Linked DNA regions of Homo sapiens: region 2 is linked to region 1. The links are chromatin contacts, found by Hi-C in ENCODE. All regions are on one chromosome and are shown on one strand. Each heading gives the region's core, a stretch centred on a gene start or an enhancer-like site at or near the end of the contact. The rest is flanking DNA. Distances are from core to core; before and after follow the strand shown.

What was found. Hi-C counts contacts between places; a loop is a spot of excess contacts on that map. Pooled maps may share reads with other maps.
Region 2: a loop to region 1 is called in a map of head of caudate nucleus, with 14 times the contacts of the local background. The contact joins two enhancer-like sites. A Hi-C loop is called at or near these places in 1 of 168 maps with a recorded cell type or tissue (head of caudate nucleus), 7 of 37 single-sample maps with no recorded cell type and 13 of 50 pooled maps.

What each region holds. Positions count from the first base shown.
Region 1 is chr9:95,458,086-95,460,785 of GRCh38, forward strand. PTCH1 (patched 1) reads right to left here. Exons shown (of 24, transcript NM_000264.5): 17 at 1,515-1,698; 18 at 1-208. Among named protein-coding and RNA genes, the nearest start is that of PTCH1, 50 kb to the right of the region's middle. Within about 2 kb of position 1,251, at least 4 of the 41 ENCODE cell types and tissues checked have a DNase peak (open chromatin) inside an H3K27ac peak, as active enhancers do.
Region 2 is chr9:96,216,736-96,219,490 of GRCh38, forward strand. No RefSeq gene overlaps it. Among named protein-coding and RNA genes, the nearest start is that of HSD17B3-AS1, 28 kb to the right of the region's middle. RefSeq lists an enhancer at 1,274-1,493 and a silencer at 1,504-1,713. Within about 2 kb of position 1,361, at least 19 of the 41 ENCODE cell types and tissues checked have a DNase peak (open chromatin) inside an H3K27ac peak, as active enhancers do.

The DNA.
Region 1 (2,700 bases), core at 1-2,500:
ATGAACAGCAGCAGCCAGTGGCGGAGGCCGATGTACTGCTCCCAGAAGAGGAAGGGGTAGCCGTTGGGGTAACTGGACAGCCCCAGGCTCGTATAGTTGCTGCAGATGGTCCTTACTTTTTCAATTGCCTCCACAAAGTCTGAGGTGTCCCGCAAGCCGTTGAGGTAGAAAGGGAACTGGGCATACTCGATGGGCTCTGCTGCCGGGACTGGACAGAGAAGGGCACAGGTTAGGAGCAGCCCAGGGTAGAAGAGCATCACAGTTTCAATGGAAAGAGAGAAGAACTTTGCATGAAAGCTTACTGACTGCTCTTCTACATGATACAAAGAACAAACAATGCTGATCATAGCCTCCAGGCCTTTACGATCTTCCCATTTGGTTTAAAAATGTTTAACTCTGTGATGTGTGTATTTTTTAAGATTTGATTTTAATCTTCCAGCAGTCATTCTTTGTGAGGGGTCTAAAAACTCCAGGCTTACATTTTGGGAACATTTTTTTGTTCCCTTGACACATATGAAAATACCAAGTTCACACAGTTTTATTCAATCACTTGCAAGAGCAAAAGAACTCAAGAGTCATGCTTTCCTGAGAAAAATGCTTAACTTATCCTTTTAGTGCCTGAACAAACTTCAACCTTGTATGCTTCTTTTCTAATGCAATGCTAAGTCTTCAGCAACAGGGGAAGAAATCCTTACACAACAAGCATTTAGTTACTGCCGTTGTGTGTTCCAGACCCTCTGGGGTCATTCAGTTGACTTGCTAAACATGATTTGCCCTATTATAATCTCAACTATAAATTTTCATTAAGACAAGCCTTGGCTGCCTGCCACAGGGCTCTGGGCAGCACTGGATCCGGGGAAGCACTACTCGCTGAGTCTCCAGCCATGTTTGCAAGGGGACCCGTCTTCTTTCTCACATCCTCCCTTGGCCCGGTATCCAAAGCATACGCTACTAATATCTCCACCAGAAATGCAAATGAAATCCACACAGAACCACCTTTCAAACTCTGGGCTGAGAGGTGAAAGGAAGAGGACGCTGTTGTATACAGACTTTTCTGCTCCGGTTTAAACAGCTTTGACACAGTGCAGGTGCTTGGTGGCTTATAGGAATGACCCAATGTGCCAAAAATCCCTTCAACACCAGAGTTGACAAAGTTAAGATAAACATATAATCCCCAGCGATAAAACTCTGCAATAGTAAAATAACACTTAACCTGGAGGCGTCCCCGGTGTTCACAGGGAACAGCTGGCACGTGAGAGCAACGCCTAATGAACGTCTTAGCATTAAAGCTACGAATGGAGACGAGACACTGATTTCCCAATGTGATAGAGTGCGGGGGTTGTATCCCATTACACATCCTCGTCTCCCAGAGTTTTAAACGAGAAGAAATAGATTGTTCTGTTTACACTTCTGAACCCTGGGTAGCGTCAACGGATGAAGGCTGTTGCTGAGTTTGGAGAACCAGGGAAGGCACCTCTGTAAGTTCCCAGACCTCCCGATAAAACGCTACTTACTTCTCAGCCTTGTTTCAGGCATGTAGTCGGCTTTGTCGTGGACCCATTCTGGTCGGTGTGGCCGGATGTTGGCCTGGGAGGCAGCATACGCGACGGGGTCGTTGCTGACCCAAGCCGTCAGGTAGATGTAGAAAGCGCTGGGATTAATGATGCCATCTGCATCCACCAGACGCTGTTTAGTCAACTACAAAAACGGGAAGAACAGAGGCCTTTGAGAATGGGGTTGGGGGTAAACACACTTCTGCCTTGAGAGCACAGAAGCTGAGCTTCGCACAGCATTACAACAAAGAATAGAATGCCTACTGTTGAAAGTGTCGAAAATCCCATCAGAACACCTTTGATTTCTTTCAATGTGCACTTATCGGAGGATGCAATCACTGGCGTGTTTATAACAAACACAGTTCTGCAGATGGCCCAGGAATTGGCTGAACCAATTAAATCTGAATGCTAAAAGACCGTCTGCAGCCAAGGCAGAGAATGAACAATCTGGAGAAACATATTTATAGGAGGGGAAGGGGGAGAAACCTGGCAAGAATCCCCATGCACGTCTGTGTGCAGTTAACCTCTGTTGTTAACACTGAAGGAAATGCCACCCAGTAAATGGAGGAGAGCTATAAAAATAAAACAACATCTGTATAAATTTTGCTAACACTAGCCTCCTATGACCTGTGGATTCAAAAAATGCCCAGCGCCAGAAAGTGCAAGGGACGAGTGCACACCCTCAAGCCTCGCCAGGTGATCTTATTCCCGGAGGTCGTAGTACTCCGCACGCCGCGTCCTCTGCGTGGCCAAATGTGCTCCCTCGGCAGGAGGGCTTGTGGGCTTTGCTGAGGTGGGGAACTCTGTGGGACTCAGTATGTGTTTGTACGTTTTATATACATAGAAAAATTCCGTTTCCTGTTTATTTTAGATTCAGGCCTCATTCCTCGCTTTGGGTCTTTTTTAAACAAAATGAAAAACACCAGTGACAGCGGCTCCTAGAGAAGGAGTGAAGGAAGAAGGAGCAGGGAGAGAGTGAGAGAACTGGATTTCGGGGATCTGGATTCAATTAATCCACAGGATATGTAACAACTGCATGTCCTCAACACATCCCTGGAATCAAACAGCGCAGCCCGTGGCCTCTGTGCATGCAGCACGCCTTTCTCCCTCCCGGGAGGAGGAAATGGTATCTGGGGGTCTGGCCCAA
Region 2 (2,755 bases), core at 111-2,610, 760 kb after region 1:
TAACCAAGTGATAAAGGTGACATCTCCAGGAACGGCTGCTCCCTGGCAGAGGCAGGGGTGGGGGGTGCACCAGGAAGAACCCAGCACCGCCCCTGGGATTCCGAACAGTCTGATCCTGAGGGAACGTCAGACAAGCCCAAGTTCAGGGACTTCCTACAAGATAACTGGTCCATATGCTCAAAAATTGTCCAAGTCATGAAAAAATGAAGAAAATCTGAGAAAGTGTTCCAGATTAGAGGAGACTAAAGAGACGCAATAACTAACCCAAGGTGTGATTCAGCAAAGGCCCATTCATGGGCCTCGGGGAAATATGATGAGGGTCTGTGGAGGATAACACAACTATATCAATGTTAATTTCCTGATTCAGTCACAAGCCTGTGGTTATTTTGAGGGGAAATATAAACCAAGGCATTTATAGGGCATCAATGTGGGTGAAGGGTGCATGTGAACTCTTTGCATAATTTTTAAACTGCTTTTAGAAGCTTCAAATTATTTCAAAATAAAAAGTTAGAAAAGAAAAATGGCCATTAACTTTATAATCAGAAAAAAAAATGTTTTAGGACAAAAATATGTCTCTGGTCATAGCCTGTGCTGTGAATCCATGGAGTAGATTCTTGCTGTCAGCAAAGTTCCCAACAGCTGGAGAAGAACAAGGAACAAAAGCCGAGCTGCCCTCCTGAGCTCCCAGGGTCCCAGACACAAAGCTGGCCTCTCAGGCTTTACTGAAAGATAAGTGCTGATAAGGCCTGCGGGTCATCTTCGTCTACGCGGGCCCCCCAGCTCGCTGAGAGGGGCCCGCCCTTCCAGAGCTCAGCCAGACATAAGCCAGAGCAGAGCGTGTTTCTTTTCAGCTGAAAGCTGCAGCTGGTGCATCCACCCTGGGTATGAGCAGACTCGCAGCAGGGTGCCCACCAGAGTGGGGACCTGCAGATGCCCCTGCCCAGAGACGCCGGGAGGCCACAGCCCAGGTCTTCCGGATGGAGACAGAACTTCAGCATTCCGTTTGGATCAGTCCAGAAGAAAAAAAAAAAAAAAAAAAAAAAACAAGCAAAATCTCACTATCACTGCTACTAAAACAAGATAAGCTACAAAAACAACTAATGCAACTACTGGCTTACACCCAAGTCTCACCAAGTTCCCCATAATAACCAAATTCCCCGTAAGAACGGCCACAAGGGTGACCACACTGACTAGTTGTCCTAGCCTGGTTGACCACACTGACTAGTTGTCCCAGCGAAGTGTTGCTGGAAACATTGTCAAGGTAAGGTTTGTGCCTGGTCCCTCTTGAGGCCAGGGCTGGAGGTGGGCCCCTCCGTGCGAGCTGGCCGACTGGCAGACCTGGTTGCATCTGGGCAAAAAAAGGCCATCATCGCCATAGATGCTGGAAGCTGCTCTCTCGCCCACTTTAACTGTGGGGGCCTCGGCCCCCCGTTTTTTAACTACTGGAAGACGTAGCCCTGAGTCCAACCTCTTCCACGCCTGGCGACGCTGCTAAGAACGCGGAGCAGGGCTGGAGGGCTCAGCGCCGGCGGGCTCAGCGCCGGTGGGGGCAGGGCGCGGGTCCGGGAGCGGGCGCGGAGGCACGGAGCCACACTGCCCCCTGGCGGCCATCCCCTGCCCCGCCGGCACCGCCTCCGTGAGGCGGAAGGTTGAATGTCACCACTGCGTTGCTGAATTCCGGCTCAAGATTATTAGTGCGGGGGCATCGGGTCCATCCAGGGGAGGAGAACGTTCCTAATGCGGAGTCACAAGCCCTACCTTTAAGGTCTGGCTCTGGAACTCTGGGCAAGTTGCTTAAATTCTCTGTTCTCAGCTGCGAAAGGAGGAAAATAATTAAAGCCTGTGTTGTAAAGACCTCACTAGGCAATGTGTGCTCTACAGGCTTTCCCTGCCCCTGACGCAAAGACACACGCACAGAAAGCAAGATCATGAGGGATAGATTTTTTTTTTTTTTTTTGACAGAGTCTCGCTCTGTCGCCAGGCTGGAGTGCAGTGGCTCGATCTTGGCTCACTGCAACCTCCACCTCCTGGGTTCAAGCGGGTCTCCTGCCTCAGCCTCCCGAGTAGCTGGGACTACAGGCGCTCACCACCACGCCTGGCTAATTTTTGTATTTTTAATAGAGATGAGGTTTCACCATGTTGGCCGGGCTGGTCTCGATTTCTTGACCTCGTGATCCTCCCGCTTCGGCCTCCCAAAGTGGTTGGATAGGCTTCAGCCACCACGCCCGACCGAGGGTTAGATTTTAACCCAAACACTGTCCCTTCTAATGTTCTCCGCTGCCGCCCAGTGCAGCTCCCAACGCTGACCCGGGTTTCTGGGGTGGAAGCAGCAGAGGCGCCCCCACCCCCACTCCCGCGCTCCACCGAGCCGGAGGGCAGCCCAGGGGCAGCAGCCCCACAGTGGGGCCTGAACAGCGTCCGCGGACCCGACCCGCGCTGCGGCCGCGCTGCCCCGCTCCTCTGGGCGCCTCCCCGAGGGCCTCGCTCGTCTGACCCGCAGTACTCTCCGCCCTGCTCCTCGTGCCTTTGGTGGGCGCGTGGCTTCCGGCCTGCGGAGGCTGTGCCTCCTCGCCAAGGAGCCGTTCACAGCCGCGCGTTCGAAAACCCAGCCGCCGGCCGCGCGTCCTGGAGAAGGGGCACGGTCAACTCGCACGCCCTAAGGGCCGGGCCACCGGGGTCACTGCCCGGCCTGCGGGGGCCGTGCCTGGGGCGTAGGAGCAGCGCTCCTCCGCAGGCGCTATGCATGCCTGCGCCC